Linked DNA regions of Homo sapiens: region 2 is linked to region 1. Evidence: chromatin loops called from intact Hi-C (ENCODE). Cell type or tissue: heart right ventricle. All regions are shown on one strand. Each heading gives the region's core, and the rest is flanking DNA. Links, peaks and the distances in the headings are about the cores only.

Evidence for each region. Peaks named below come from ENCODE experiments on the same cell type or tissue, not always from the same donor. Only the 100,000 strongest peaks of a DNase experiment are listed, where the experiment ranks them.
Region 2: it touches region 1 in a loop (2.0-fold over the local background); 17 of 110 quality-filtered maps call a loop at or near these places.

What each region holds. Positions count from the first base shown.
Region 1 is chr6:108,612,446-108,616,838 of GRCh38, forward strand. The region is part of intron 1 of FOXO3 (forkhead box O3); the gene reads left to right. Among named protein-coding and RNA genes, the nearest start is that of FOXO3, 54 kb to the left of the region's middle. In heart right ventricle, for the core only: no CTCF peak of the experiment used is centred there; no DNase peak of the experiment used is centred there; H3K27ac peaks cover 996 bases.
Region 2 is chr6:108,564,246-108,568,638 of GRCh38, forward strand. All of the region lies in intron 1 of FOXO3 (forkhead box O3), which reads left to right. Among named protein-coding and RNA genes, the nearest start is that of FOXO3, 5.5 kb to the left of the region's middle. RefSeq lists an enhancer at 1,386-1,455. In heart right ventricle, for the core only: a CTCF peak has its summit at 1,837; a DNase peak (open chromatin) is centred at 1,759; H3K4me3 peaks cover 2,185 bases; H3K27ac peaks cover 3,138 bases.

The DNA of each region.
Region 1 (4,393 bases), core at 165-4,164:
GAGGTGGGCAGATCACCTGAGGTAAGGAGTTTGAGACCAGCCTGGCCAAGATGGTGAAACCCCATCTCTACTAGAAATACAAAAATTAGCTGGGCGTGGTGGTGGGCACCTGTAATCCCGGCTACTCAGGAGGCTGTGGCAGAAGAATTGCTTGAACCCGGGAGGCAGAGGTTGCAGTGAGCCAAGATTGTGCCATTGCACTCCAGCCTGGGTGACAATAGCGAAACTCTGTCTCAAAAAAAAAATAAAAAAAAAATTTTTTTTCTTCCTTTCTAATATATACTGTATACACTTTATTTCTTTTTCTTGCCTTATTTCACTGGCCAGGACCTCCAATACATTGTTGAATAGCAGTGGTGAAAGCAGAGATCCTTACCATTTTTCTCATCTTAAGGGGAAAGCATTCAGTCTTTCACTGTTAAGTATCATGTTAGGTGTAAGTTTGTCACATATTTCCTTTATCAGGCTGAGGTAGTTTTCTCTATTCCTATGTGTTGAGTAGTTTTTGTTTTTTAAATTATGAGTGGATATTGAATTTTGTCAGATGCTTTTTCCTCACCTGTTGAGAAGATCAGATGGTTTTTCTTTTTCAGTCTTTTAATATGATGAAATACATTGACTGATTTGCAATGTTAAACCAACCTTACATTCCTGGGATAAATCCCACCTGGTCTTGATATGTTACCATGAGATTCAAGTAGCTAAAATTTTGTTAAGGATTTTTGTGTCTGTCTTCATGAGGAATATTGATCTATACATTTCTTATAATATCTTTGCCTGTTTTTGGTACCAGGGTAATGGTGGTCTTATAACATGAGTTGGAAAGTGTTCCCTGTTCTGCTCTGGTAGCACTGTAGTATCTCTTCCTTAAATGTTTGGTAGAATTCAACGGCAGTTAAGCCATCAGAGCCTGGAGTTTTTTTGTGTGTGAGGAAATGTTTAACTGCTAATTCAATTTATTTCATAGATACAATGCTGTTGGCTTGTCTGTTTCTTCTTGAATGAGTTTTGGTAGTCTGTGTCTTTTAAGGAATTTGCCCATTTTATTTAAGTTGTCTAATTTATGGGCATAAAGTCATTTATAATGTTCTCTTATTATCCTTTTAATAGATATATCATCTGTAGTGATTTCATTTTCATTCCTGATGTTGATAATTTGTCTTAACTCCCTTTCCCCCTCATTCCTTATCTGTTTAGTGCCTTGCAATTTCATTGATCTTTTAAACGAATTAACATTTGCTTCCACTGACTTTTCCCCCGTTACTTTTATGTTTTTACTTCCATTGATTTTTTTTTTCTCTTTTAATCTTTTATTTCTTTTCTTCTGCATGTTGTGGGTTTAATTTGCTCTTTTTCTGGCATCTTAAGGTGAAACCTTAGATCATTTACTTGAGACCTTCCTTCCTAATATAAATGTTGAAAGCTATACATTCCTTGCTACAACTGCTATAGATGCATCCAGTGAAGTTTGTTTTTGCATTCAATTCAAAATTGTTTCTATTTTACCTGTAATTACTTTGGTCTGCAGTTTGTTTAGAAGTTAATTTTTAAATTTCCAAGTATTTGGAGGATTTTCTGGATATTTTTCTATTACTGTTTTCTAACTAAATTCTTTTGTGGTTGGAGAATCTGTTTTGTGTTGTTTTAAATTTGTTGAGACTTGTTTTATGAGCCAAGAATATTGTCTATCTTATTGAATGTTTTCCATGTACTTAAAAAGAATGTGTTTTCTGCTGTTTTGGGTGATTTGTTCTATAAATGTGAATTAGGTCAAGTTAGTCAAGTTCATTTTCTCACTACATGTTCTATCAATTACTGTGAAAGGAATGTTGAAATATCCAGCTGTAATTGTGGATTTGTCTACTTCAATTCTATTAGATTTTGCTTCATGTTTTTAACAAACTTTAATTGAAAAATAATAATTGTATACTGCTTTATGTATTTTGAAAATCTATTATTAGGCAGATTAACATTTAAGGTTGTTATATCCTCCTGATACATTGACTCTTCTATTATGAATTGTCTCTCTTCATCCTTGGCAGTATTTGTTGTTGAAATCTGTTCATTAATAACTGTTAATAATATAGTTACTCCAGCTTTCTTTTGACTACTGTTTGTATGGCAGATCTTTTTTCCTTGTACTTCTAATCTATCTGTGTCTTTATATTTAAAGTGGATTCCATGCAGATAGCAAATTGTTGGGTGTTTTTTAATCCAATCTGACAATCTCTGGCTTTTATTTGGAGGGTTTTTTGTTGATGTTTTGGTTTTTTTTTGTTTTTTATTTTTTGCGTTTTTTTCAAAGACCATTTTGTTTAATGTAATTATATTTGGGTTTAAATCTGTTATCTTGCTATTAGTTTTCTATTTGTCCCATTTGTTCTTTGTGTCCTATTCCCCCTTTTCTTGCCTTCTCTTGAGTTAGGTGGTTTTGTTTGGTTTTAATGAACCCGTGTTATCTCCACTCTTGGCTTATTAGGTACATCTCTTTGTTATTTTTTAATGGTTGCGCTAGGATTTACACATCTTTAACTGATGATAGTCAATCTTCTGCCACTTTACATGGAGTATAAAATCCTTGAAACAATATACAGCCACTTCTCCCTTATTATTCTTAGTGCTATTTTCTTCTACATGTATGTTATAAGCCCCAGAATATATTGTTATTTTTGCCTTAGATAGTCATTATCTTTTAAAGAGATTGAAGATAAGAAAATATTGTCTATATTTACTCATATATTGATCATTCCCCGCTCTTCATTCCTTTAAGTTCAGATGCCCATCTGGTATCATTTTCTCTCTGCTTGATGAAACTACTTTTTAAAATATCTCTTTGAATGTACCACTGCTGGCATTGATTCTCATTTTTGTTTGCCTGAAAGAGTCTTTATTTTATCTTCGTTTTTGAAAGACACTTTTAATAGGTATAAATTTCTAGATTGGTAGCTTTTTCCCTCTCTTAGTAAGGATGTTCCTCCATTGTCTCACATAGTCTCTGAAAAGTGATTTGCTCATTCTATATTTCTCTTAATGTCTTTTTTCTTCTGCCGCTTTTAAGTATTTTTTTTTTGTATCACTGGTTTTTATTATTGTGATGTGCCCTCTTTAATTACATCTGTTCTTTTTGGAGTTTGTTGAGTTTTTCTTGGATCTGAGTGTTTATAGTTTTTTATAAAAAAAATTTAAAATCCAGCCATTATTTCTTCAGATTTTTTTTCCATCCTCTCCCTCTTTCCTCTTCTTTTATGATCTCAATTACACATATGTTAGACAATTTAGTATTGTCCCCATAGATCACTGGATACTCTCAATTTCATTTTCAGTCTTTCCCTGTGCTTCATTTGGGTTAGTTGGTTAGTTGCTGTTGTTGTGTCTTATAATTTACTGATCTTTCTGCAATGTTTAATTTGCTGTTAATCCCATCCAGTGTATTTTTAAATTTATTTTTCTTTACTAGAAGTACCACTGGGTTTATTTCTTTTGTATCTTCCAATTTCCTGCCTTTTTTCCCTCTACCTTCTTACTACATAGAGTATATTTATAATTTTTTTTTTTCCTTTGAGAATGAGTCTCACTCTGTCACCCAGGCTGGAGTGCAATGGCGCAATCTTGGCTCATTGCAACCTCTGTCTCCCCAGTTCAAGCGATTCTCCCACCTCAGCCTCTTGAGTAGCTGGGACTACAGGTATGTGCCATCACGCCCAACTAAGGTTTTTTTTTTTTTTTTTTTTTTTTTTGAGATAGAGTCTCATTCTGTCGCCCAGGCTTGAGTGCAGTGGCGCAGTCTCGGCTCACTGCAAGCTCCGCCTCGTGGGTTCACACCATTCTCCTACCTCAGCCTCCCGAGTAGCTGGGACTACAGGCACCCACCACCACGCCTGGCTAATTTTTTTATTTTTTAGAGACGGGGTTTCACCATGTTAGCCAAGATGGTCTCGATCTCCTGACCTTGTGATCCACCCGCCTCTGCCTCCCAAAAGTGCTGGGATTACAGGCGTGAGCCACCACACCCGGCCAATGTTTGTATTTTTTAGTAGAAATGGGGTTTCGCTGTGTTGGCCAGGCTGGTCTCAACTCCTGGCCTCAAGCAATCCTCCCAACTCTGCTTCTCAAAGTGCTGGGATTACAGGTGTGAGCCACTGCGCCCAGCCATATTTATAACTTTTTAACAGCTTTGTTGAGACCTAATTCACATTGCCATATAATTTACCAATTTAAAGTTTGCAAATTGATGGTTTTTAGTATATTCACAGAGTTGTGCAACTATCTGTTGTGCAACCACAATCTAATTTTAGAATACTTTCGTCACCCCACAAAGAAACCTTGTATCCATTAGCGGTCATTTCCCATGTACCCCACTCCTTTTCAGCCTATATTGATATGAAATGTCAGT
Region 2 (4,393 bases), core at 320-4,319, 48 kb before region 1:
AACTGGAGCTGGTTTTATATTTTGATTATGACTAATAGGCAACCTTTTTTTGTGTGTGCTTGTGGTTTAGTGGAAGAAGAGGGAAAAGGGAGAGATCAGGAGCTAATTGTGACCCATTTCCAAGTGTCCAAGTTTAGGAGTTGATTCTTGTCATGATTAGTCATTTTGGAAGCACGCATGTGCATTTAAACCACACTACTTTCATTCTGAGTAATGTAAGAGGATTTTTAACTTCCAAAAATGTCTAGAATTCAGGTTAACGTCTCCTAGTCATGTGTGCATAAAGGGCACGGTATGCAGGGCCTTACTTCTTTTCAGGCTATTTGGGCCATTGCATTATGAGACCTTGTAACCAAAATTATCACCCTAACATCATAAAATGAAAGAATTAGAAAAGAGGACTTAGAGATCAGAATCTAAATCAGTGGTTCTCAGCCCTGGTTGCATGTTTGAATTACCTGGGAACTTCTGAAAAATACAAATACCCAGAGAATTTGATATAATTTGGCTTGTGTGTGGCTTAGCATTGATGGTTTTGTGTTTTGTTTTTTTTTTTCAAGTTTCTTAGGTGATTCTAATGTATAGTTAGGATGAAGTTTTCTGATCTAGTTCAACCCTCTTATTTTACTGGTGAAAAACCTGATTTTTGGAAAAGCTAATGACTTTCTTAAGATCACACAGCTAGTTAGTAGAGAGGTAATTAGTAGCCACAGTTCTAGAGGTTTTTGTTTTCCATTTTCTTCTTTAAATTGATCTTTTTTAAAAGGTCATTTGCTAGGTAATGGATAGTCTCACATAAGTAGCGCTTGCTTTCCTGAAAGGCTTATTTGCCTCTCAATCTAAAAACATCTTGCTTATTATTTCAGCATCAAAAGGATGGGCAAATGTAGATGGAGGCTGAGTGAGTGTATCATGTTTGCATAGCTGTCCAGTGCCTGTCAGTAGGGGTACTTAGGAACTATGAAGTGATAAAAGAGGTAAGAAGGATAGCATTTTAACAAAAAGAGGAAGCCCTTGGTTACTTACATTTGTCAGATACTGTGTCAGGGAGAAGGATGATGACTATCTCACAGGTTCCCTTACCTCGGGCATTAAAGTAGAAATGAACAATCAGATGTGGTTAAGAGGGGAAAAGGTTACATTTCCTTTAATTCAGATTAAGCTTGCACTGCACCCATGATTGAACAAGTGAGTTCTCTCAGTTCCTCTTGTCTTGGGGAGACCTCTAAGGACGCCAGGGCTTACCTGGTAAGGCCTATCTATCACTTATTTCGTTATACACAGCACACATCTGCTTTTCCCATGGGTCAGGGTGTAATCAAATTAGGCAGACTTGAGTTTCTGTAGTGGTTCCCATAATTTCACAAGTGTGGGGGATACTGTGTTAAGATTTCTGCTGCTGCTGCTGCTGCAGAAGATAATTCTTCAAGAGTCCGAGTCTTCTTTCATGTAAGAATGTGTATTGTTATGGCTTCTTGCCAAGATAAAAAGATGAGGGCTGTCCTGTCACATAATGCTTATTTGTGTCCTCACTGTTTCTGTTCTTTAGATTAATACATCCAGTTCCTTTTCAACACACTGTATTAGGAAAATGTTATTTTAACTGCAACTCTGTTTTAAATTTTTTTTTAATTTGAAAATGACTAAGTCATAATCATTCCACATTGGCTCATAATTTTGACCTCAGTCACCTTTTGGAGTAACTCACCAAAAGGCCAGTTATGGTCGTGTGTGAAGAATCTGTCTGCTTGGCCCGTGTTGCCAAAATGTCGTTTTGTAATTTCCTTTGGCAATAGTGTCTTCGTCAGTGATTCTCAACTAATATACTTCCTCTTTCTACAGCCCCAGTACACTAGAGGGACTGTTTTTCCTCTTTTTCAAAGCTGTGTCATTGACCTCTGAAGTGAAGAAATTGGCCCTTTTAGACTTTGATCTGTGAGTCCCATGTAACAGAGACTCTTTAAAAAAGAAGCTAAGTGTGTGTTTTGATATGTTTATCTCCTTCTTAGAAAATGAAATGAAACTACAGCAGACTTATTTTTAGGAGATTTTAGGAGTGTTCTATTTTAAGAAAATGACACCATACAAGAACATCTTTTAGTTAAACTTCTTAGTACTCTGCTTGTGATTCTTACTTAAAACCTGCAAGATACTTTTATTTGGAAAATTAATGAAGAGGCCTTGTCTCACTAATAAGTCATTTAATTTGGTCTGGCAAAAGTTTACCATCCATTCAAAGATCTTCATGAAAATGCAAAGATAAGGCTGTTTAGGCTTGAGCCCAGGAGTTCAAGACCAGCTTGGGCACATAGCAAAACCCCATCTTATTTTTTTTTTAAAGACTGTTTAGGCCTGTGCATTCTGGCAGGTTGCCCCACTTACCCAGAGCAGGTGCATCAGATTCCAGATTCCCAGGGCTGGAGAGAATATGGAATTTATTTTGTTTGTATACCCACTTATTTTGCCTATAGGGACAGACTTGACCCTATTCTCAACTCCTCATTTCTCTCCTTTTCCTGCATCACAAATTGAGGGGTCCTGAAGAGCCACTTTACCTTTTTGGTGCTATAAAAGGAGCTGGGGATCATAAATGCAAAGACGAGTTGATATCAGTGGATGTTACAGCTGGTATACAGTAAGTGAATGAAAGATTGGAAAGAGAAAACCCTTTTTACCCATTTGCATCACATCCCATTTCATGTATTCAACAAATGTTTATCAAAGGCATGCTGCTTGCAGAGCATTTGCCAGGACTTAGGGATATAGTGGTAGCAGAAGGCAGATAAAGTTCCAGTTCACTCACAGGAGTTCATATTCTGATGGAGGAGACAGAAAATAAGCTATAGCATATCTGTGCTTTGTGAATTTGTCATTGCTGCCTATTCCCGTTGCCTTTTTTTTACATCTGTATTTCTGCTTTCTCTAGTACTTCAACTCTGCTAAGAAGTTGCTGGGAAGTGGCAAATTTGATGTGGGGCATGGCTTGGAGCTAGCCTTTAACTCTCTGCAGATCATTTTGAGCTTGCTTTGGAGATGCAAAACCACCGTACCATGGCTCCTGTGGATTGGGTCTGTTTGGGAGAAGCTTTGGTTTTCCAAGCTCCACCTGGATTAGATAGAGCACATCTTTGGCCCTGGACTGATCTGGGATCCCCAGTTCTGTCTCCCAGGGCCTGATGTAGATCTGGCCTTCCTCTGGAGTGGATGTGGAGCCTTGATGCCACTGACTCATCTGTATTACTTGTTGCCTAAAACTCAGAACTAAAAGAGATCTTAAAGATCATCTAACTACCTTATTTTGCAGGTGAGAAACATGCTAGGACTATGTGAGTGACTGGGTTCAGGGTTCCACAGCTAGTAGGGGTGGAGTAACGGGTGTGTCCAGTCAGTGCAGTGGTTCATGCCTATAATTTTAACACTTTGGGAGGCCAAGGCAGGAGGATTGCCTGAGGCCAGGAGTTTGAGACCAGCCTGGGCAACAAAGTGAGACCTCGTCTCTACCAGAAAAAAAGAAAACTAGGCCAGGTGCGGTGGCTCATGCCTGTAATCCCAGCACTTTGGGAGGCCCAGGTGGGTGGATCACCTGAGGTCAGGAGTTCGAGACCAGCCTTACCAACATGGTGAAACCCTGTCTCTACTAAAAGTACAAAAAGCTAGCCGGGCATCGTGGCGCATGCCTGTAATCCCAGCTACTAGGGAGGCTGAGGCAGGAGAATTGCTTGAACCTGGGAGGCGGAGGTTGCAGTGAGCCAAGATTGTGCCGTTGCACTCCAGCCTGGGTAACAAGAGCGAAACTCCATCTCAAAAAAAAAAAAAATTAGCTCTGTTGTGGTGGTGCATGCCTGTAGTCCCAGCTGCTTGAGAGGCTGAGGCAGGAGGATCCCTTAATCCCAGGAGTTTGAGACTGCAGTGAGCACGACTGCACCACTGCACTCCAGCCTGGATGACAGAGTGAGACCCTCTCTCTCTCTTTTTTTTTTTTTTTTAAAGCGTGTGTTCATACCACTGTACTGTAGTGTCTACTGCCTACCATTGTGGTTTCACAGCTGTTCATCTCAGTGCTGTTTGCCTCAAGTTCTTCAAGCTCTTCACTTGCTGTCTTCTGCTTCTCCTCCCCTCTTCTAGGCTAGCTCGCACTGGAGTCGCTGTGTTTCTCCTTTTGTGTTCTCCATCAGCACTCTCTACTTACCTTGCTAAATGCCTTTTCTTTCAACGCCACCTTACCCTGCCCACCCCATGGCTGCTACCTGTTTATTTTGTCATTTTGCTAAGACTGTTGAATATTTTTAAGCACAGTATAAGAGGCTTTAAATTAGGGAATGTGTCTGCCAGACAAATAAGTGTTTCTAATATTTGGAGCTGCTTTTTGGATTTTATAATCAACCCATATGGA